Regions from separate parts of the Homo sapiens genome. Here region 1 is linked to region 2. A link is an interaction called in ENCODE POLR2A ChIA-PET data of the cell type or tissue named here. Cell type or tissue: MCF 10A. All regions are shown on one strand. Links, peaks and the distances in the headings refer to the core of each region. The heading gives the core; the rest is flanking DNA. Region 1 has its middle 39 kb from the start of LANCL2. Region 2 overlaps EGFR (epidermal growth factor receptor).

Region 1 (8,000 bases), core at 1-8,000, 120 kb before region 2:
GTGATTAGGCCATGAGGGACCTGCCTTCATGAAAGGATTAATGTTATTATTGAGGGAGTGGATTCACTGTTGCCAGAGTGGGCTTGTGATGGATGTGAATTGAGCTTGCCATCACCCTCTCTGGCCCTTCTGCCTTCCACCACGGGATGACACAGCAGGAAGGCCTTTGACAAATGCCAGCAGCATGCTCTTGGACTTCCCGACCTCCAGAACTGTAAACCAAATACATACCTGTTTATTATAGATTACCCAGTCTGTGTGTTCTGTTATAGCCACCCAAATGAACTAAGACAACCACTTTTAAGTGTCAAAGGTCAGAAACTACTAAAATTCAAGTAATGATGTGTAACTTTAGTTTGTTTTTTGAATAATATATAATAAAAGCCAAAACAGCAATCTCTTAAGCTAAAAAGGAAAATATCTCGGCTGAGTGGGCAATGTGTGTCCTCTCAGGACCCTGACTCATACAGCCCTCAATTGGTACTTCCATTTTGGCTGCATGAGGCACTGAAGCAGATTCAATATGATGTACAGAAGAAAAACAAATGTACTATTCACAATAATCCATTCCAAATAAAATATTTTCCATGAAATAAAAATGAAAACAAAGAGATGGAAACACTTTATGTGTTACATAAATTATCAATGAAAATAGATCAATGGATTTTGCTTTGGTAAATGTTTTCTGAAGTAAAATTTATCAATAGTTATATAATTTTCAATAAGATGTTTGTGTTCATAATCACAGAGTCAAAAATCCATCAGGCTGGAAAATAGTGGTATCAAAATGTGCTGTATCTATACAGAGGTTAACATAAAACCTTACTTTTCTGAACTCCGTGCCATCCTACCGTTTCTACCATTAGAAATGTGAATAAAGCCAAGAGCAGCGCATACAGAGATACTGGGCTCACCCGGTGTATTAGCCCATTTTGTGTTGCCATAAAGGAACACCTGAGGCTGGCTAATTTATAAGCCATGTTTATTTGGCTCATGGTTCTGCAGGTTGTACAAGAAGCATGGAAGGCCAGGCACAGTGGCTCATGCCTGTAGTCTCAGCACTTTGGGAGGCCGAGGCAGGTGGATTACTTGAGGTAAAGAGTTTCAGACCTGCCTGGTCAACGTAGGTGAAACCCAGTCTCTGCAAAAAATACAAAAATAGCTGGGCATGGTAGTGTGTGCCTGTGATTCCAGCTACTTGGGAGGCTGAGACATGAGAATTACTTAAACCTGGCAGGGAGAGGTTGCAGTGAGCTGAGATCAGGCTACTGCACCCTAGCCTAGGTGACAGAGTGAGACTCTGTATCAAAAACAAACACAAAAACAAAAACAGCAACAACAAAGAAAGAAGAAGCATGGCACCAGCATCTGCTTCTGGTGAGGCCTCAGGTAGCTTCCAGTCATGGGAGAAGGCAAATGGGGAGTAAGTATGTCACATGGTGAGGAGGGAGCAAGAGAGAGAGGAAGAGGTGACAGGATCCTTTAAACAACAGCTCTCATGTGAACTAACAGAGCCCAAACTCACTTGCTATCATAGGGAGGGAGGATACTAAGCCATTCATGAGAGATCTGCCCTCATGGCCCAAACACCTCCCACCAGGCCCCACCTCCAACATTGGGGATCATATTTCAATATGAGATTTGGAAGGGACAACTATCCAAACTGTATCACCCAGTGGTAAAGATTTTAGAATGGGCCACCATTAGTACACAAATAGGTACAGAGTATGGAGGAAAAGATGAGCTATGTTGTACTGAATTGAACTCTAACGTGGGCAAAGAGTGTAGCAAGGAGGTTGGTTAAGTATGTGTTAAGAAAATGTGTTAAAATGTATTTAAATTTTTACAAAATGTGTTAAGAGTGTTAACACTAAGTGGAAAACTTGGGTAGAAAATACTAGAAATAAAGTTGCATCTGTTTTATAGTGGCAAAGAAAGAAGGTTGCCCTGTCACATTAAAGACAAAGTGCCAGATTTGAGCAGTCTGAGGCTCTGTATACCAACCAGTCCGTGTCCTGTCTGAGGAAGGCTATTCTTCGAGAGCCACAGGACCAGCTGATGAGGTCAGGGTATATATTGGCCTCCAGGACCATCCTTCCAAAGCCTGGCTAGCAGTCCTTGGCCTGGCAATCAACGATGAGGCATGCCAATCTGATTATATCCCAGTGATGTTGAAATTCAGACAGAAACTCAGTTTCTTGGGGAAATTGGACTAAGATTCATTTATTCTTGGGTGCTGAAATGGCCATTTTTAGGCATTCGGAAGTGGAAGAAGCAGAGATAACTGTGGTGGAAGGCACAGAAAGCAGCAAGTAGAGGCGAGGAAATCCCTCAGGCAGGGGAGAGAGCATTGCCCTGGTCTGCCTCCCTGGTTTTCCTTTCTACTCGTTGTGTGTTCCATATGTATTTCCCTTTGTTTCCACTCACATCTATGGATAGCCTGTTTATTAACTCCACCCACTTCCTCTACATGCTGAGCATGAACAGGTCTCTGTCACTATCGGTAGGATTTTCAAATAAATCTATTGACATGGATTGGATTCAAATCCGCTTGTGCATTATCTATGACATCCAGAGATCTAGGCATCATGGTAGGAACTTCTGCAGGATTGCTCATTAGCTTAGCAATATTCTCCCACACACCAGATTGAGATTTGTGCCTTGCAGGGGTGCAAACTGGAGTTACCGAGGAAGAGCTGAAATTGCAAATGTTTACCCCATGAATGCCAAGATTTCAGTGTGCATGTGTGCGTGTGTATATTTATGTACATATGTATTATACTCAGTGTTATAATACAGTAGGTTTCACTAGTGGAAGGATTGTTGTCAATTTGAATTTTTTATTTCTTAAGCTTTTGATAGTCAGCATGTATTATTATTATATTTTAAAAAACAACTGCTACCTTATTCAAGAAAAAAGTAGGTGAGCCTGAATTGGAAGATCTATGCAATTAATGTATAGAGCCTGGGTTGATTAAGAAAATGTGCATCTGTAATTTATACAAGCTGTGCCAATAATTTTACCATGAGGTCTGCATACAATGTCACATAATAGCTCTGCTTGTCAATGCCTGTGTGTATGTTCTCCTGGGGAGAAATCGTGGGAGAGTAGAAATGGAAGAGAAGGCAACAGCAGGAGCTGACTTCTTGGAGGAGTCCTTCCCTCTAACTGTGGCGGAGCCAAATGTCAAGGGCCTCTGTTCGTGGAGGACAGGTGCTTGCTGGCTCACTTTCCTCTAGTGAGCGCCTTTTTTTAGACTGATGTTGGAATGCTACGTATTTCAGAGTTAGCATAAAATAATGAAAATTACCATCACAGCGAATGCTCCCTGATCTTGGGGACCAGAAACTCTCCTGTATGAGCTCCATGTTTAAAATAACATGACCTCCCCCTATGCCAGGTTGTTTATCTGGAAAAACTCCCTCTTCCCCAGCTTGTGTTATGCTTTGTAAATCAGGTCCAGAGGAAAATAATATTTGGAAATATTTTATTCTCAGATCTGACTTTCTTGGCTCACACTCGGTGGCAGACCCAGAACAGATGTCCTGTGGGCCCTTGGCCAATGGCTTCATGGCTGGCCGTCTGTGAGTCCTTACATCTTGGCTGAGGTGACAGCCACCTGACGTTTGTTTTAGCAGGACAGTTTGGCATGAAGGAAAACTCACTAACTACTGTTTCACATTAAATTTTCAAACAACTTGGAGTTTCATACGTGACTATTGTTTCTTGGCCACCAGTCTAAGAAAAGACAATAACGGAAAGAGGAATGAATTGCTTTTCTTAGCAACAAAACCAATCAATATTGGAAGCCCAGGCCACCCTCCTTTCACTTTGTTTCCTGGTAAAGTGAGAGGAGAGGGATCTGGGTTTGTGGGTATAGGACCCACAAACTATTCTTATTGCTCAAAGAGTGCCTTAGCGTCCTTAGATGCCTACTGATCATGGGTCTCTGGAATTTGCTGCCAATACTGTGGGGAGCCAGAGTCTGCATCCTGCTGTGGGTGCTGAATTCCTGCCACTGCCCCCCAGTAGTGCCCTGTATGTACCTCCTACTCTGGCAAGACCACCGGCCTTAGCAAAACACCAGGCCAGGATGCTCCTGCTGCATTTCCCTGCAGCATCACTTGACTGGAGCTCTGTTCAGCAACTGTACACAGGCTGAGTCAGCTTGACCCGTTTCCCTCAGAAATAGCTCATACTTTGGAATTCTGGAGAGTACAGTATCACAGTCACTAATATAGCAGAGTTGGATGTGTCCCAGGGGCCAGAGAGGGCCAAGTACGTGTGGTTTCCTCAGCTTGCCAAGTGCCGGCCAATCTGTTTACTCCATAACTGTGCTCCTGCTTTCTGCCAATCATGGCAGAAAATAGTATGTTCTGCTGGCAGTTTTGATCCACATTGGCTGACAGAAAGCATTGCAGTGATGTTGCCAAAGGTACTACAGGGTGAAAATGCTGGGGCGACTTGAAATGCAGGTTTTGTGTGATCTTAACAAGTTTATGTGAAATCAGAAATTTGGATGACTAGAAGTCCTTTAACATTTGAGAGGGATTCTTATCCATCATTCAGCTGGCGGAGTGACCATCAATTGGTGGACGTAAATGGAAGGAGCAGTGGGAATGTGCTTCACTGCTGCAGGGATCTGATGCAAAGGAGGTTTTGGGGATGCACCCGTGTTCTCATGACCGAGGGGGCTCCTAGCACCGAGTCATGAGGCCTCTCACTCCCAGCAGAAAAGCTTTTCGCCCTAATGGACAGTGCCAGGACTCACAGCATGGCCATTGTTCTGAAACTCCAGCTCTGCCACGTGTCACCTCTCCCTGCTGCCCACCTGGCCGCAGGTGAGCACCATCTCCTTGAGCATGGCCAGCCCCAGCAGCCTTCTCAAGGACTCTTTAGACCAGTGGCCCTGCTTCCTTTCTTCCTCTCTTCCTTTCACACTCCACAACAGGATTTTAAAATGCTCTTGAATACCTTCAGGTTGCCATTTAATATTTTAAAATTTAGGTTTAAATAGGTACTACAAAGGAGGGAATATCTTACATAGTATAGATATCGGCATTATGATCCATGGTCTCTAATCCGTGAGTCAAATAAATGTATTGTTCATCTTCCAATGTGGTATTATTTTATTATTTTGTGGCATAATTTTATTTGTTATTTGTTTTAGATTTATTTGTATTTTTGTCAAATAATGTGAATGATATAATATCAATCCTTTGAATGTTGTTGGAATTTGCTTTCTGGCTTTTATTTCCTTTACATTTAAAGAAACAGACTTAGTTTACATTTTCTCAGATGTTACAAATGTACTTAAAAAGAATGTATTTTTTAGGCAAATCCATAGAAACAGAAAGTATTAATAGATCGGTGATTGCCAGGGGCAGGGTGCGGGTGGGGTGAGAAGGGAACAGAGAATGACTGCTAATGGGTATGGGTTTCTTTTGGGAGTTGCAAAATGTTCTGGAATTGGATAGCACAACTTTCTGAATACATAAAAAACATTTTTAAAAGCATGAATTTTATGGTATGTGAATTATTTTTCAATTAAAAATGTATTTTCTTCAATTATTGATGCAAGCTTGTTAATTATGTTTTTTTCCTCTGTCCCAAGAAACAGGAGAAAATGTTAATTAAGTTTTAAGTATTCTATATCTTTCTAATTTTATGTCTCCTTCATCTATTAAATATGTTTAAATTGATGGTCTTGACAACATTGAAAAAGAAACTGGCTGGGTGCGGTGGCTCACCCCTGTAATCCCAGCACTTTGGGAGGCCGAGGCAGGCGGATCACCTGAGGTCAGAAGTTGGATAGCAGGCTGGCCAACATGGTGAAACCCCATCTCTACTAAAAATACAAAAAAAAAAAAAGAAAAAAAATGCTGAGCATCGTGGCGGATGCCTGTAATCCCAGCTACTCGGGAGGCTGAGGCAGGAGAATTGCTTGAACCCAGGAGGCAGAGGTTGCAGTGAGCCGAGATCGCAAGATGCTGTCTCAAAAAACAAAAACAAACAAACAAAAAACTTAATTACTATTGGAGAATGCTAGTGAATCAACTCGTTTTTTTGAAAAGTGGCACGTTAAAAAGTGGTACATAAATGAAAGAATCAAACCTTTAACTTAACTTCGTTCTGTGTACTACAGCAATGGGCAACCCAGACAGCAAAAGAGAACATTTTCTTTTTGTGGATGTATGTCAGCTAATAGATGAAAAATGAGGCCAGGCACGGTGGCTCACTCCTATGATCCCAACACTTTGGGAGGCTGAGGTAGGTGGGTCACCTGAGGTCAGGAGTTCGAGACCAGCCTGGACAACATGGTAAAACCCTGTCCCTACTAAAAATACAAAAATTAGCTGGGTGTGGTGGCACATGTACCTGTAATCCCAGCTACTTGGGAGGCTGAGGTGGGAGAATCGCCTGAACCTGGGAAGCGGAGTTTGTAGTGAACTGAGATCATGCCACTGCACGCCAGCCTGGGCGACAGAGAAAGAAAAAGGAAAGACTGGATTAGAATGTTACCTTTTCATGACCAGTAATGCCAGTAATGAATTAAGATAGCTAGGCTTTGGATATTAATGGTAGATAACTTCATATATATATATATATATAGAGAGAGAGAGAGAGAGAGAGAGAGAAAGAGAAAGAGAGAGTCCTACATTATATGTTCCTCCTGGAAGTACACAGCAACACCTATGAAGAAGTTTGCAAAAAGGTGGATCAAGTCTTCAATTACCAATTTGCAGAAAATAACAGAAGACAGAGAAATATGTTAAATGACACCTCAGTGATTCAATCAGATAAATCCATACTAAGGTGAACATGACACCATGAAAGACTTGGTTTCTTCAATAAGTAAATGTCAAAGAAAAACAATATGAAGGGGAACCTTATAGATTTAATAGACATATTAACCAATCTGAACATGTGAACCTTATTTGGACCCTAATTCAAACAAATTTAAAAATATTTATGACATTTATAGATAATTGGTCACCTAAATACTGATTGGATATTTGATGCTACTGAGGAAATTAATTCTTTCTAAGGTGTGATATTGGTAACATGACTACATTGTAAAAAAGTGCCCTTATCTTTTTATTTTATTTTATTTTTTAATGCTTTAAAAATTTATTTACTTATTTATTGTAAGTTCAGAGGTACATGTGTAGGATGTGCAAGTTCATACATAGGTAAACATGTGCCATGGTGGTTTGCTGCACAGATCATCCCATCGCCTAGGTATTAAGCCTGGCATCCATTAGCTATTCTTCCTGATGCTCTCCCTCCTCCCACCCCCCACTCTCCAACAGGCTTCAGTGTGTGTTTTTCCCCTCCATGTATCCATGTGTTCTCATCATTCAGCTCCCACTTATAAGTAAGAACATGGGGTATTTGATTTTCTGTTCCTGCATTAGTTGGCTGAGGATAATGGCCTCCAGCTCCAGTCATATCCCTGCAAAGGACATGATCTCATTCCTTTTAATGGCTGCATAGTATTCCATGGTATATATGTACCACATTTTTTTTAATCCAGTCTATCATTGATGGGTATTTGGGTTGATTCCATGTCTTTGCTATTGTGAATAGTGCTGCAATAAACATACATATGTCTTTATAGTAAAATGATTTATATTTCTTTGGGTATATACCCAGTAATGGGATTATTGGGTCAAATGGTATTTCTGTCTCTAGGTCTTTGAGGAATCACCACACTGTCTTCCACATAGGTTGAAATAATTTACATGCCACCAAGAGTGTAAAAGCATCCCTTTTTCTCTACAACCTTGTCAGTATCTGTGTTTTTTTTTTTTTTTTTGGCTTTTTAATAATAGCCATTTTGGCTGGTGTGAGATGGTATCTCGTTGTGGTTTTGATTTTCATTTCTTGAATTATCAGTGATGTTGAGCTTTTTTTTATGTTTGTTGGCCGCATGAATATCTTCTTTTAAGAAGTGTCTGTTCATGTCCTTTGCCCACTTTGTAATGGAGCTGTTTGT
Region 2 (16,997 bases), core at 3,593-11,592:
CCACTCCCTCCGAGATAGAGCTGCACTGGAGGTTTTAAGGACATTACTGGTTCAAATAAGGGACTATGCAGTTTAGAAAAGTGAATGGGTTTTTAGGCGCCTGGAGGCTTTGGGCCTCCAGGTTCCTGTTGGGTTTTCAGGTGCCATTTGCCTGGGCAGTGCCGCCTTCAGTCCTAAGTGACGTGGACCCTGGCTTGCAGAGCCCCTGGCCTCCCCAGCCCCCCTTCCCCATATATGGGCTACACCCTTTCCCTGGGGGTGGGCAGAAAGGATACAAAGCTGCCAATCTGGTGCCTGCCCCTCTCTTTTCTGGGCCTCGCTCAGGTGCTGGGAATGTGGGGAGTCCTTGCCGAGTGTCCCCGGGCTGTGAGCCTGTTCAGAGCCTTCAGTGTGCACACCTAGAAGCTCAAGTTGTAGCCCAGGGGTGGCCTATTGTGGGGCAGGATTAAGCGACAGTTGAGAACTGAGAGGTGGGCGGTACAGGCTCACTTCAGATCTATGTGGGGGCAAGGAGCTGAGGACCGGGAATGCCCTTTGCTTGAGCTCAGAAGGGTTGACTCTCAGGAGCAGGGTAAAAAAGAGGTTTCTATTTCTTTTAGAACCCAGTCTCTAGGTTTCCTAGCCCTGCGTCCATGTAGAGAGAAAGATGGAAGGCAGAGGCCACAGAAGGCAGTGAGGGCAGGGCTGGCCTCCCCGGGGTGCATGTCCCCGGGGCTCAGAGGTGATGAGCACAGAAGGGTGAGGGTGCTTCAGGGCACACATTTATAAATTGCAGACATCTGCCCATGGGCTCCCTATCATGCTTTGTTTATTGTTTTTAAGACTAGGGCAAATACCAAATGTGATCTTGCTGCTTCTCGACCTGAGTGTTTAAAGGTCCTTTCTGGAGCAGTGGGACCTGAGCCCTATGAGGGGTGCACCCAAGGCCCGACAGGAAGAGCAGCTCCCTCCTGCACGTTGGACTCTCCATTCTAGGGAAATCGCCCATCTCCCCAGACAGGTATGATGACTTTTATAGGATTACTGGCCCAAAGGGAAAACCTCTTCCAGCTGAAACCCCATCTGCACCCAGCTTCAGCTGGAATCGTGACGGTCAGTGACAAATCAGTGGTGCCACTGAGTCTGCCCTGAGGTGAAGGCTGTTCAGTGGGATGGCCGGCCGTGGCCTCCACTTGGGGGAACATTTCAGGCTCAGAAAGCCAGCACCTCAGAATGCTCCCCATGCTTGTCTCATCTGCAGAATCTGGACTTCCTCCATATGGACTAAACCCCCTAATTGAAGGCTTTGATTATATTAAACCTGCATGTGCCTGAGGTGTTCCCAGGCAGCCAGGGTGTGGAGGCTCAGGAGCTGAGAGAGCAGTGGGTGCGGCGGGTTCCGATATGGGATGCTGGGCCTTGAGCAGAATGCTGGGAAGCTCCGGATTTTCTCATTGTTCGTGGACCTGGCTATCCTGAAGTCCTGCTTCCACAAGGAAATGTGGTTTACTCTCAGCCCCATGTTTGTGCATAGACAACGGATGGCATTCACCAGGAACAGCACAAAAGCAAAGCTGCGATCTTCCTGGAAACAATTAGAGTCAGCGCTGCGAGCATTAGGGGTGGTGTGAGCTGGCACAGCCTGCTTCCTGCCCTCACTTCTGTGTGAAAGAAACAAGGCAGGGCACTGTGCAGCCACCGGCTGGTGGAGGGAAAGGCGCCGGAGGGAGACGCTTTACAGAAGTCAGAGCCACCAGGAGCCCCAGGGCCATCCCATCAGGAGAGAGGAGCTGCGTCTGGTGCTGGTCCACTCTCTGATGCCTGCAGGAGGCACCCTGCCTGCCCTCCTCGCCCTGTGCATCCCCACCCAGCCTCCTGGCTGCTCGGCCCTTGATGCTGGGTTTTGGGAAGCTGTTCTCTCCTCTTTGGTAGCATCATCTGCTTCATCAACAGGTTTGCTTTTTCTCAGGTGTTGAGTTCAAATCCCCTAACTCTACTTTTACAGCTAGAACTGAGAAAACTATCTGTACTCATTTATCTGTTTAAGCGTTTAGACACAGAACCTGGGTTTTCTATAATGTGCCACATAACGATGTTCACATGGTCCCATATGATTATAATACCACGTTTTCACTGTGTCTTTTTAACATTTAGCTATGTTTATATACACAGATCCTTACCATTGTACTGCAGTTGCCTGCAGTATTCAGTACAGTCCCAGGCTGTACAGATCATTAGCCTAGGAACAACAGACTACGCCGTATCACTTAGGCTTGTGCTGGGCTGTGCCATCTAGATGTGTGAAGTACACTCTGTGATGCTCGCACGGTGATGACATCTCCTAATGATGCATTTCTCAGAACATGCTCCTGTGGTAAGGAAGCCTGACTGCAGTCTGAGCTCGGACTCCCTAGAACCCTCCCCTGCCACACCGTGGCTATTCCCGATGTGCAGGTAGTGGCTTCATTACATTAAACACGGCAGTGAGAGCTCCTGCCATGAAAGTTCTGGGTGGAGGGTGGGACCACCCACATGTAAGAGAGGTTGGCGGTGAGTGGGGCAGCTGAATGGGAGGCCCCTTGCCCATGCTGGGACCCACTTAATTCCTCTGATTTTTAGCAGAATCAGGGCAAACTTCTAATTATTTTGGTACTCTGAAGAAATAAAACCTGGGCTTGCCATAGAAAAATCTGTTCCATCAGGGAATTCCCTCTTGGCTCTGTGAAGGAGAAAAACTATGAAGAGATCTTTGGAATGAGGGGTCTCAAGGGCACTGGAAGGCTCTGGCATGTGAAGAGCTTGAGTTGGAATGCATCTGAGAGCCCGAGGGGCTGGCCCAGACACAGGAGGAAGCCTCCGAGCTGGCTTGGATTTTTTTTCCATTAAAAAGTTCTCTGGTTCCTGAGGTGCGATGGTGATGGTGGGAGAGGCTGGTTAGCGACAGGGGGGGCTCTCTGAACTTTCTGCTTAGTTTTGCTGTGAACCTAAAACTGCTCTAAAAATAATTTATTGATTTTTTAAAAAAGTTATCAGGAAAGAACACCTACAGTTGGTTAGATATGATTAATAACTAGTACCAACATGGCATTGTTAACAAAGAATACATTATTATTATTATAAGGTACTCAGGAGTAAAGAACAATGAATAATATACATCTAATTTTTTAATACTCAATGCACAATCAACATTTCTGATCAACAGTATAAACCATATAAAAGAGAATTCTGCTTTTCATTTGTACAAATACTGCTTTCATCATTGCAAAACTTTCAAGGTTAAAACGTACCATATGTTGAAGCTATAAAGCTATTGCTTGAATGTTTCTAAAACGAAGTTATTGCTGTCTGTTGTTAATCGGTTACATTGTCACCTCTAATACCAGTCATCAAATCCATAGGATCTCTTAATTTCCAAGAGATTGTATTGTACAGCAAGATTATTTTTGTGGCCAAATCAGGTCATAGGATTCCTTTTTTTTTAAAGATAAGTAAATGCATCCAGAAATGTATGCACAGATTTAAGTTTTCCCCATAGTTTTATCTGCTAGGTGATAGGGTGGAGCTTCTTAGTGCTTCTGCTGGGAATTCAGATAGGACAGACTTGCAGCCTCAGAGGACACACTGCAGGTAGTGCAGAGAGACATGGAAGGAAAACACACTGCCTGCTACATAGTTTTTATCCCAGGTATAATTTGTGAGGAATGTATAACAAATGTTTCTTAAAGCATGAATCCTCTTCTTGAATTCTTGTTTTTATGAAAGCCATCCAACTACTTACTCAATCCTCTTGAAATCTGCCTTTTGTAATGTAACTGATAGGCCAGCGTTTTCTTTCACTGTGGGAAATAAAGGCTACTTGGTTGCTTTAGGGAGGGCAACAATGTCAGCTGCATAAGCAGCAAGAATATTATATTTTATTACTAGTCCACCCTTAATAAAGAGAGAAACCTTAGGAAATGGAAAGAGGTGTCTGTTTTATATTTCCTTTGCTTTTCAACCATTGTTTAGACACTCTCCCTTCTAGTGCTTGGAGAACCTTCATGGAAACTCTGTTCAGGTTCTTGACTCTCAGCGACAGATGTGGAGGTCTTTGTGTCTTAGCTCTCTAGGCCTGAGAATCACATACACCTGCAGAATTTGCCTCCAAGTCCATGTCCTTGTGGCTAATCCCTAGGCCAGTAGTTCTCAACTTTGGCCGCACATTGGAATGACCTCAGGAGCTTTAAAAACTACGAATGCTTGGGTTTCAGCCCCAGAGATTTGCGTTTAATCGGTCTGAGGTGTAGCTGGGCTTCAAGCTTTTAAAAGCTCCTCAGGTGATGTCACTGCAGCCAGGGCTGAATAACTTCTCTAGGGTGGCTGGGCCCAGGCTTGGTAAGACTGTTGGTGAACTAACCAAAGTGTGCTGAACATTATTAGGCTCTCCAGACATGTCTAGTTTATACTGGTAAATGCATATCAATTGTAAATATAAAAATAAAATTTGCATTGAAGTCACATTATATATATAAACCAACAAAGTGCTATGTTATTGCTTTTCTTACATGTACAGGGTTACACTGGCAGATGATGAGAGTATGGCATGCAACTGGATTTTTCTAGTAGTAACAACAGTGAGCCCTTTCCATTAACACTGCCCCAACAGAACCTGCCTCAGACCAAGCTAAATGTGCTTTCCATCATCTTTTAAAATTTCCTAAATATAAAAACGATGCTTCTCTTCTTCACCATGACAATGACCTAGCTTAGCTCCCCAATGAGGTTGTGCCTTTTTATAAGAGAGAGAAAGGGCTTTCCTCTTGCCTCAACTTAACCCTTTTAAACAAAGATTTCAGTTTCAAATTTTGATTCTATTGCAGTCTCTCTAAAGTAAACTGTGTTTGTTTTAGTAGAAAAATGAGTTTCTAAAAATATATTGTACAAAGTTCAGTGCTACATAAAGAGAACTATATCCCGCAACAAAGTTACAAAAATAGATTTACATTTAAAAATCCTGTCTGTGTCTTCAATAGTACAAAGCTGTACCCCTGGTATGGCAGGTGTGGCTGGTGAAAGAGGCAAGGATTTCTGTTCTGTAAGGTTTTACAGCCCCCAGGCAAGGAAATGTGAGCAGATCATTATGTTGCAATAAAAGTGTGTGCTTATCACAAGAAAGAAATGCAGAGTAGACATTGAGGGCAATTTCAACAGGTGTTGCCTACGTGGAATAGCAGCTCACTCACAAAGGAGGGAAGAGACTGGTTTCTATAACTTACTTAGAGAATGCAGAGGGTCCCAGGGCGTTTTCAAAGCTCAGGTGGGGGTATTTGCCCCTTTCCAGCTGAACTGCTGGTGAGGATGAATTGAACGCTTTTGAAATGAGCCAAGTCTCAGGCTTATCAGTGACTGCAGATTGTTCTCTCCACTGCACATGGGAATCTCTACCCTACCCAGCCTTTTATTCTACTCTGACGGGGGCTCTGGTACAGACCCACAGTCTTGTACAACTGAAGACCCTAGAAATAAGGGTTTCAACCCTGGTTGCCCATTAGAATCATGAAAGAGCCCCCGAGATTTGGGTTGAATTGGTCTGCAGAGACTCCAGGCCCCTTCTTTTGAAGCTCCACAGATGATTCTTTTCTGCCTGAGGGGAGGTGCTGAGTTCCCATCACCCACCAGCTTCATCCTACACAAGTGCAATCAGAGGCCTAGTGAGAGTGGCACTGGGGGGTGGCCCCCCAGCGAGTGCCAAGTAGATCCCACCAGGCCCTTCCTTTAGGCCAGAGGTTCTAGAAACTTTGATGAATGTTGCAATAACCAGGGGGTGCTCTGAAAAGGCCCTACGGCTGGGCTGCACCTGAGAAAATCAAGCCACAGTCTTTCTGGTTGGGACCAGAAGATTCCCAAGGGCAGCCGCCCTTGAGAACCAGTGCCTTTCCTGCTAAGCAATCCATAGTCCCCTTATGTCTGCAGTTGTGAGGCAGGGGTGGTAAGTCACAACATCAAGAACTTTCAGCAAACACCTAAGCTTTGGTGTCATCAGCTGGAGTGCAATAGGATGCATCCACAGTGCTCCCCCTTACAACCTGGACTCACAGCGAATATAGAGTTTAGAAGACTCATCCCTTCTCTGATCCCTCATGGGGTGACGGGCATGGTGTAATTAGAGGAGCTCCTTAGAGATGATGCAAGAAGATGCACGAAGGCTGGCGGCACCTATGAATGTGAGCTCTCAGCTCCTTACTTTCCTTCGACCTCTGTTTCCAAAGACCACATCTGAAGCTGGGGTCATGGGGTAAGGTCTTCCAGGAACTGACTGAGGAAGAAACAGCCAATGGACAGGCTTTCTGTAGGGTATTAAGGCCAGGCTATCAATCAGGAAGACCTTCAGGGATGGAGTCCAAGCTTTGAGTACTGACTGATCAGGGCTGTTAGGTGAAAATCATGGGACTTTGGGCAGCTCCTCTCCTGACCTGCCCATCACAGTCGCCAGATCCGTGAAGAGGCTAAGGGCTTTGCGGCTTCTACCAGACAGAACTGTGCCTCCCTGGACAGATGAAGTGAGAACTATTTTGGGAAGCACAATCTTAAAATTAATAGAATTTAGCAACTAAACTTTATGGTGGAAAATTAAAATATGAAGAAGAAAGCTAGAATAGCTTTTGCTCTTTTATTAAGTTACTGTTTCAAACTACAAAAATACTAGAATTTAATGCTACAATGTGACTCACTTACAACTGACCTGCCTCATCGATCATCTGCTTCTTGACACATAAGTGACAGCAGAATGTAGGTCCTTCTGTTTCCCAGTTCTGACTGAAATATTTCTGCATGTCCTGAGGTGAATGAATAATGAAAGTGGTTAACTGACAATATAAAATCTCAGATTCTTAGAAATGTTGTGTAGTCTTCTCACTAAGCATGTGCAGAGATGATAGCTCAAAATCCCCCTGGGGGCTGCAACTTTTAGGGAACTTGTGGGATGCTCCAAGCTCATCCCCTGGCTTAGAGGGAGCAGGTTGTTTAGGGTGACTGACCTCAGCCTTATGTGGACTTTAGCAGTGGAGGCCTCTGGCAGCTGTTTCCTCGGTCAGGGTGCCCCTGATGCACCTGCACTTTCCACCTCCCCGCTGACTGAGACCTGGTCATCCTCCTGTGAGGCCTCCCTTCCAGGTCTCCTCAGGCAGGACCCAACCTCCCTGCTCTGTGCTCTCACAGTGCCTGGCTGATGGGTCCTGTCTGGCATTTGTCACGTTGTTTTAAGGTTAGCATCTATGAGTCCATTTCCTTTGCTAAATTGTGAATTTCTTAGAATCAGGGACTATGTTTTATTTATCTTTGTATCTTTCATACCCATACCAGGCTAGTATAGATGCTTAGGGGTATTTGAGAGCATAATAGAGTGGAAATGAATATAGTTTTATTTTCATTGAGACAAAAATCAAATACTTTCTTAACAATGCTGTAGGGGCTCTGACTGATCTGGGAGTCAAAAATTACTTTAAAAGCAAAAGGAACATTTTGTATGTGTGTGTGACTGAACATAACTGTAGGCTGAAAATATTTTCTGAACCATTTCTTCCTTGATAAATTGGATGGGGTGGATATTGACTAGGAGAGTTTAAAACACTGTTTACAAAGGACTGCTGTTAACCAGTCAGGTTACAGGGCACACACAGATTAGGAAAAAAGGTGGGCTCCTAACTAGCTGAATCTTCCAATCTTCCAATTGTAGAGAAATTATTTTAGGAAGGAACTTTTTTCCTTCTAAAACATCTGCAAATGTTGTGAAAGCATTATCAATTTCAAACCCTAGTTTCATATTTACTACCTGAATTCCACACTACTCATAATGCTACTGTCATTCGCACCTGTAAAATGCCCTGTTGTGGCCAGAGCTGTAAGTGCTTGAATAGATGACTCAAGGCAGAGACACTTTTTGTGTGACAAAGCGTAAGGAGGGGGTTTGGGGGCAGCTGACCTGGAGGGAACATATACTCTTTGAGTAAAAAGCTTTTGAAGTGAAGTAAAAGGAGAAAACTATCTTCCATAAGTAACACAAACTAATTTTGGGGGGTTGGGGTGATGGCTAAAGGAGATTTCAGAGCAGCTTCATTTTTGTAGTCTTCTGATCTATGCCCCAAAGGACCTGATGCATTTCATCTGAGCCTCAAATTAGGAGATACGTTTTTGCGAGAACAAAAGCGGTGCTATCCTTAGGTATTCCACATTCTCAGCTGTGGGCTATTGGTCCAAATGCTGATGAATCCAATGTGGGCTGGAATCCGAGTTATTATTTGATGTGTCATCCTCTCTTGCTGATTTCATGACAGCAAGACAGGGGCAGCATACTGAGTTTCAAAACAATGGAATGGAAGACAAACAAGTCAGTCTAACGCTCATGACTGGAAACCACTGGTCCATCAGTGGGGAGTAAGTACCGTGGGGACATTTTTACAAAAGTAAGTCTAAGGAAGAATTCCATCCCCTCCGTTTCTTCTTTGCCCAGGAAGGGACAGAGTGGCTTATCCTACTGTACCTGCCATGACTTGATACAGTACCGATCCGGCCTGCTGGGGCCATGAAGGCCTTCTTGGATCTTTAGTGTTTTGCAGTGGAAGCCTTGAAGCAGAACCACTGGAATCAAGCATCCTCTGGAAGACTTGTGGCTTGTGCTCCTTGCTCACAGTTGGGCCTGGATGAACTCAGGGTAGCAAGTGCTACCAGCAAGCTTCTTCCTTGTTGGAAGAGCCCATTGAAGTAAAAATCAATAGCGACAATGAAAAACTCCAAGATCCCCAATCAATAAAAATCCTCACATATACTTTTTTTTTTTTTCAAATATACCTCTTTGAAAGATAAATTTCTGCTCAAAGGGACAATATTCTTGCTGGATGCGTTTCTGTAAATGCTTCACAGTTTGAAGACAAAGGAATGCAACTTCCCAAAATGTGCCCGAGGTGGAAGTACTTCCTGGCTAGTCGGTGTAAACGTTGCAAAACCAGTCTGTGGGTCTAAGAGCTAATGCGGGCATGGCTGTTGGGATGGAGGACCTGCTGTGGCTTGGTCCTGGGTATCGAAAGAGTCTGGATTTTTAGGGCTCATACTATCCTCCGTGGTCATGCTCCAATAAATTCACTGCTTTGTGGCGCGACCCTTAGGTATTCTGCATTTTCAGCTGTGGAGCCCTTAAAGATGCCATTTGGCTTGGCTTCCTTGGGAAAGAAGTCCTGCTGGTAGTCAGGGTTGTCCAGGCTAATTTGGTGGCTGCCTTTCTGGGCCCAGTGGGCAGGGCTGTCGAATGTGCTGTTGACACAGGTGGGCTGGACAGTGTTGAGATACTCGGGGTTGCCCACTGCAGTGCTGTGGGGGTCCTGGTAGTGTGGGTCTCTGCTGGGCGCGGGGTTCAGAGGCTGATTGTGATAGACAGGATTCTGCACAGAGCCAGCGGGCCTTTTGGGAACGGACTGGTTTATGTATTCTGAAAGTGGAAAGAAATCAGAGGTGAAGTAATCAGCAAAGCACCATCCCATGCAGGATCCCTGGGTTCTGAACCCTGTGAATGTCCTCAACAAGGAGACTTATGACAGGGAGCAGGAGCCTCGGGAGGGCCCTCTTGCTGTTGCTGCAAAAGAAAGTGGGTTCTTTCCTGTCCTTCTCAAAGTAATGGACATATGTGTCTTTTGTAAATTTAAAGTTCTCAGAGGATAAACTGCCTTGAGGAGAGTGTGTGTATGTGTGTGTGTATGTGTATGCATGTATACATATATGTGTGATGTGTATGTGGTATGTGTGTCTGGTGTGTGTATATGTGTGTGTATGTGCACCGTGTGTGTGGTGTATGTGTGTGTGGTGTATATTTGTATGTGTGTGTGGTGTGTGCATGTGGGTGTGTGTGGTGTGTGTGTACGTGTGTGTATATGTGGTGTGTGTATACGTGTGTATGTATGGTGTGTGTGGTGTGTATGTGTCTATTGTGTATGTATGTGTGGTATGAGTTGTGTGTGTGTGGTGTGGGTGTGTATGTGGTGTGTCTATGTGTGTCTGTGGTGTGTGTGGTGTGTGTACGTGTGTGTGGTGTGTGTATGTGTATGTATGTGTGGTGTGTGTCTGTGGTGTGTGTGTGGTGTGTGTACGTGTGTGTATGTGTGGTGTGTGTGTGGTGTGTATGTGTGTGGTGTGTATGTGTGTGTGTATATATGCGTATGTGTGGGGTGTATATGTTTGTGTGTGTGTGGGGTTTTTGTGGTGTGTGTGTGGTGTGTGTATTTGTGTGTGTTGTGTGTATATGTGGTGTGTGTGTACATGTGTACATATGGTGTGTGGTGTGTATATGTCTATATGTTTATGCATGTGTGGTGTCTGTGTGGTGTTGGTGTGTATGTGTGCATACATATGTGTATGTGGTGTGTATGTGTGTGTGTGGCGTGTGTACATGTGTGGTGTGTGGATGTGTATGTATGTGTGGTGTGTGTGTGGTGTGTATGTGTGTGTGGTGTGTGTGTACGTTTGTGTATATGTGGTGTGTGTGTACATGTGTATGGTGTGTGTCGTGTGTGTCTGTGTGTATGTGTGTGTGTAGTTGGTGTGTGTAGTTGGTGTGTAAAGAGGTATATCATCTGCCTTAACTTGCATTTTTCTAATAGCTTATAATATTGATAATCTGTTTATATTATATTAGATAGCCAATAAACTATATATTAGATATTACACTAACATATATATAACTTACATATGTTATATATCTAAATCTTTATATACATATAACATATGTATAAAGATTTCTACATATTTTTATATATAAAGATTTTGATATATATGACATAGATATTAGATAGCTAATAAACTACATATTAGATATATAGATATTAGATATTACATCAACATATATATAACATATGTTTTATATATATCTAAATCTTTATACATGTGTGTGTGGGGTGTGGGTGTGTATATGCACATACATATGTGTATGTGGTGTGTTAATGTGTGTTTCTGTGGTGTGTGTGGTGTGTCTACGTGTGTGTATGTGTGGTGCGTGTATGTGTGGTGTGTGTGGTGTGTGTATGTGTGTGTGTGGTGTGTGGTGTGTGTGTGTATGTGTGGTGTAGTGTGTATATGTTTGTATGTGTGTGCGGTTTTTGTGGTGTGTGTGTGGCGTATGTGTGTGTGGTGTGTGTATGTGTGGTGTGTGTGGTGTATGTGTACGTGTGTATGTAATGGTGTGTGTAGTGTATATGTGTCTGTGTGTATGTATGTGTGGTGTGTGTGTATGTGTGCATACATGTCTGTAGTGTGTGTACGTGTCTGTGTTGTGTGTTGTGTGTACGTGTGTGTGGTGTGTCTGTATGTATGTGTGGTGTGTATGTATGCATGGTGTATGTGTGTATATATGTGTGTATACGTGTGTGTATGTGGTGTGTGTGGTGTGTATATGTGTATGTGTGTGGGGTTTTTGTGGTGTATGTGTGGTGTGTGTATGTGTGTATACATGTATGTGTGTGTGGTGTGTATGTATTTGAGGTGTGTGTGTATATGTGTGTGCATGTGTATGTGTCTGTGTATGGTATGTGTGTGGTGTCTGTGTATGTGTGTGGTGTGTGTATATGTGTGTATGTGTATGTGTGTGTATATGTGTGTGTGTTAGCAGGTTATGAGTATCTGGATAAAGCTTAAAATTTATTAATATTAACTAATATTTAATTAGTTAAATATACGTTTCACAGGTCAAGATAGAGCCAGCAGAGAGAACAGGGATCAAATCTGTCACAAACACACACATACACACACACACATACACAGATGTACACACATCATGAACACTCACACACACAGATGTGTATGTCCGTGATTTGCTTCATAAGCTAGAAATTTTGCAGATTCATTCTTACAACAGAGGTACAGCAAACAACCAGACACAACAAAGAGCTTGTGCAGGCTCGGTCATGTGTTTATCTGCTCCTTACGCCCTTCACTGTGTCTGCAAATCTGCCACTGTTTCCCCCTCTGGAGATGCTGGAGGGAGCACCTGGCTTGGACACTGGAGACTGGCTGCTGCTGAGTGGGTCGAGGAGGTTGAGGAGCAGGACTGTTTCCAGACAAGCCACTCACCAGGCACTGGGAGGAAGGTGTCGTCTATGCTGTCCTCAGTCAAGGCGCCTGTGGGGTCTGAGCTGTATCGCTGCAAGAAGCTGTCTTCCTTGATGGGACAGCTTTGCAGCTGCAGGAGGAAATGAGGGAAGGTTACTCCGGTCAGGGCTGCCCCAACTTCAGTGTTTGCAAAAATCACCCGAGATCTCCTTGAGATGCTGGTTCTGATTAGTAGGTTGGGCAGGCCTGAGAGTCTGCACCCTGGTGGGTGCTGGTGCTACTGGGCCACAGGCTGCAGGGTGGGCAGCAGGGCTGTGCTGGGTGCTGTACAGCAGAACTTTCCGCAGTGAGGGAGGTGTGCTATGAGCGGTGCTCTTCAATACGGTCACCACTAGCCACGTGTGGCTACTGGACACTTCACATGTGTGAGAAACTGAATTTTATATTTTATTTCATTTTAACTCATTAACATTTAAGTTGAAGTAGCCACATGTGGCTAGTGGTTTCTGCATGGCACAGTGCGGTCTAGACCACGGCCTCACACTTCAACAGACATCAGCATCACCTGGAAAGTGGCTCAAACATAGACTACTGGGTGCCACCCCCAGAGGTCCTGATTTGGTCAAACTGGGGCAGTGGCCTGAAAAATGGCGTTTCTAACAAGGCCAGGCGATGCTACTACTGGTCCAGGAGTCACGCTTTGAACGGCACTGTGAGGCGTGACAGCCGTGCAGGGAAAAACCCACACAGGAAGAAAACTCAAGATTATCTGGGTTAAAATTATTTAGGTTAAGGCATTTTCCATGTAAAATAGAGCCATAGTGGAGAGCTGTAAATTCTGGCTTATAAGGTGTTCATACATACCCCATTTCTATCAATGCAAGCCACGGTGGAATTGTTGCTGGTTGCACTCTGAAAAAGAAACAGAGAAGTTGCCCATGGAATGCTTGTACCACATCTCATCCACTTTTCCTGAATGCAGGTGGTGTGCCTCATGGAGGGTATATTGTGAAGGTGTTTAATTTTTGTCTTAATCGTTAGTTTTAGAGCAACTAGGTTTAGTTTTGATTTAATTACATTCCATAGTGGACCTAAAAGGCTTACAATCAAGTTGTTGCAATGCAACAAAATAATTAATACACTTAATTTATTTTGATTTTGATTTTACCATTTGGTTAAAATTGACTTCATATCCATGTGAGTTTCACTAGATGGTTATTTTCCCTAAAATTCAATTTGTTCAAATGAGTAGACACAGCTTGAGAGAGAGAGAGAGACAGAGATTTCATACCAGAGAGCTCAGGAGGGGAGTCCGTGACGTGGAGGGGCTGCTGAAGAAGCCCTGCTGTGGGATGAGGTACTCGTCGGCATCCACCACGTCGTCCATGTCTTCTTCATCCATCAGGGCACGGTAGAAGTTGGAGTCTGTAGGACTTGGCAAATGCATTCTTTCATCCCCCTGGTGCAGAGATTTTGAGGCTATTAGAATGGCCCGTAGAGATGCTATTCCACTTCTTGGCTATAGGAGCAGGGGTCTATTGCCAGCAGGTGCCTGTGTGTTTGCCAATTTTGTTATAATGAAATCCCCCTTGGTTCTCTAAATTATAGCTGCCTCCCCTCATGACATGATGTGGGTGCCTTAAAATAAAACATGAACCATCCTTTGATGCTTGAAAGCCCCTACATGAGATTCAAATAGCTTCTGAGGAAACAGAAAGGGAAGAAGCTGCAGCATTCATCGAGTGTGCACCTTGCTGTGAGGTGTTAGGGAGCGTATTTTGCAACATATTTTATTGAATCTTTGAGACAATCCTGTGAGCTTGGTTTTGGTATTCCTGTGTTATGGAAGGAGATAGGTGGATCGGCTGCCTGGGTGATGCGAAGAAGTGGAGAGTCAGGGGTGTGAAGCCACGTCTGCCTGACACCAAAGCCCAATAGACCATGCTTCTCTCTTAGACCCAGCTGAGGCTTTGGCTAGCCGGACAGTGAGGACGAGCACCAGAGGAGAGTTCAGACGGGGAGGGGGAGATGGAGTTGGGTGGGCCCCACTCACGGATGCTGCTTAGTTCACGATGTGGCCTGCGCCTTACTGAGGCTTGCTCTAATGCGCTGGAGGGTTTAATAATGCGATCTGGGACACAGGGAGGCCAGGCTGGCATGTGACAGAACACAGTGACATGAGATGCTCATTAGAGGGACTCTTCCCAATGGAAGCACAGACTGCAATTTGTACCTGAATGACAAGGTAGCGCTGGGGGTCTCGGGCCATTTTGGAGAATTCGATGATCAACTCACGGAACTTTGGGCGACTATCTGCGTCTATCATCCAGCCTGGGGAAGGAATGAGAAAAAACAGTGCAATTAGAACACTGGAAGAAATGATAAAGATGGCATTGCTTAAAGAAGGCATTGGTGATGCGACACTTCCAGTCAAATAAGTGATGAAAGAACCAAGTCTTTGTGGTAGACTTTTCTGTCTTGGCCAGCTAGTACTGGTTACTGTTTAAAGACCATGCCAGCACTGTACATTTGAATCAGAATAACAATAATGCCCTCTAGTTTTTCTACGCCCACTCTTCCTGGGGTCAGCATCCTGTGTTACGCCTGAGGGGATGGAGCAGTGTGGGTCTGTACAATTGCTCTCCATGAACTATCCTGACTGCAGGGTGCCCTGCACCAAGGTCCTCACTCAACATCCACCCTTAGCATTCCTTCAGGTAGGAAACCAGATGCAACTTAGAAAAATAGGCTTTAAAGAATTTGGGGTTGGGACTGGGCCCCTACCCCCGGCGTCTCCAGTACAGCACATACCCAGTGGGCATGCATGCAAGTGAGAAGGCTGGTGGGCATGCATGCAAGTGAGAGGGCTGGCTGTGCTGGCAACTTCCACAGGAGGACACACTGTTAACTGTGCTGCTGCATGTGACTACCCAACAATCTAAATCCAGATTAAACAATTTGGAGGTATGGCTACTGCCTGGAAATCCTCATGCCTCTTGAGGGATCACATTTATTTTCCATCCACAGCATATCAAGCTATTTTAGGCCAGACTGCTATGTGACCTTAGACAAATCACGTGGCTTCTCTGGATCACAGCTTCCTTAGCCCAAACCAAGGAAGTTAAAAAAGATCAACTCTGTGGCCTAGAGTTCAGAAAGGCATTAATATTTACATTAACTTGGCTCTGTCATATTCCCTATACAACTTTCTTTTGCAAATGCTCATCCCATGCATGTAATGCTACCTCCAGAGCCCACTGCACTCGTGAATCTGGTAGAATAATAGCATCAATCAAATTACACACTCTTATTTAGATTGAAATGTTTAAATGCCACACTGCAGAGACTTCACATAAATCCACTGGTTTAAAAGGTTTAAGTCAAAGCAGAAATGTTGACTCTATTAGCCTTATGTTGTTACTCACTGCCATGCATTTAAAAACATTCAGTCTCTCTGGTAACAGGCTTCAAAATATAGGGCAACTCGGTATTTCATTGAGTAACTCAGCGAATAGAATATTTTGGTGTAATGGCTTGCGGAAGACTTTAGTTTTATTTATTTGCTTGCAAACATGGGCAAATGTCAGGTCATACTGCCCAATGAGTCAAGAAGTGTCTTTAAAAGAATGCTTGAAGGGGTATTTACAGATGTTTCTGGATTTGTGTGCCTGCCTTAAGTAATGTGATGACATTTCTCCAGGGATGCAAAGGCCTCAGCTGTTTGGCTAAGAGCAGCCACCAAGGCTCAGCTAGGCAGTGTGGACAGACCCACCAGTCACTCACACTTGACCATGATCATGTAGACATCGATGGTACATATGGGTGGCTGAGGGAGGCGTTCTCCTTTCTCCAGGATGGAGGAGATCTCGCTGGCAGGGATTCCGTCATATGGCTTGGATCCAAAGGTCATCAACTCCCAAACAGTCACCCCTGAGAGGATGAAGCAAGAAAAGAAGGCAGTGGGATCATGAATGAACAATCACAATCCCTTGCTTTAGTCATCATTACTGGTTACTGTTTCTTGATGTTTAGAAACCTACATTTCTGTAGTCTTGGGCAATTTGCTTCAATGCTGGAAGCCTCAGTCTACCTCTCTATAAAGTGGGGTAATAGCAGTATCTGTTTCACAGGATTGCTGTAAGGACCCAACAAGATAATACAACTGAAATGCTTAGTGCAATGCCCAGCAAGTAGTAAGTGACTGATAAGTGGTAAACTTTGGTAATTAACAATAAAGACAACAGTAACTCTACTAGCATAAGTATTATGCTCCAGACAGGATACACACTCAGTCACCTGCTCTGAGGGACCTGTATCTGCAGAATGAGGAAGATGCAGATTCTGAACAGGGCTGTAAACTGCACATTTTTAGATCATAAAAAAATTGGAAATGAAAAAGCTTAAGTTCCATTTGATAAAAATAAAAACCTCAGGAAGAAACTGAATCCCTGAACAGACCAATAATGAGCTCCAAAATTGAATCAGTAATAAATAGCCTACCAACCAAAACAAAGCCTAAGACTAGATGGATTCATAGCCAAATTCTACAAGATGTACAAAAAAAGCTGGTACCATTCCTACTGAAACTATTCCAAAAAAATTGAGAAGGAGGGACTCTTCCTTAACTCATTCTATGAGGCCAATGTCATCCTGATACCAAAGCTTGGCAGAGATACAACAAAAAAAGAAAACTTCAGGCCAATATCTCTGATGAACATAGACATAAAAATCCTCAACAAAATACTGGCAAATCGAATCCAGCAGCACATCAAAAAGCTTAAGCCACCACAATCAAGTCGGCTTCATCCCTGGGATGCAAGATTGGTTCAACATATGCAAATCAATAAATGTGATTCACCACACAAACAGAACTAAGGACAAAAGCCACATGATCATCTCAATAGATGCAGAAAAGGCTCTCAATAAAATTCAACATGTTTAAAATTCTC

Evidence for each region. Peaks named below come from ENCODE experiments on the same cell type or tissue, not always from the same donor. Only the 100,000 strongest peaks of a DNase experiment are listed, where the experiment ranks them.
Region 1: POLR2A ChIA-PET joins it to region 2 with 6 read pairs; 2 of 35 experiments call an interaction of 5 or more read pairs at or near these places.

Annotation. Positions count from the first base shown.
Region 1 is chr7:55,321,839-55,329,838 of GRCh38, reverse strand. No RefSeq gene overlaps it. Among named protein-coding and RNA genes, the nearest start is that of LANCL2, 39 kb to the left of the region's middle. In MCF 10A, for the core only: no CTCF peak of the experiment used is centred there; a DNase peak (open chromatin) is centred at 4,258.
Region 2 is chr7:55,197,698-55,214,694 of GRCh38, reverse strand. It overlaps EGFR (epidermal growth factor receptor), which reads right to left. Exons shown (of 28, transcript NM_005228.5): 23 at 15,832-15,978; 24 at 14,282-14,379; 25 at 13,340-13,507; 26 at 12,913-12,960; 27 at 12,070-12,178; 28 at 3,067-9,439. The coding sequence ends at 9,078. Among named protein-coding and RNA genes, the nearest start is that of EGFR-AS1, 17 kb to the right of the region's middle. RefSeq lists an enhancer at 1-461. In MCF 10A, for the core only: no CTCF peak of the experiment used is centred there; no DNase peak of the experiment used is centred there.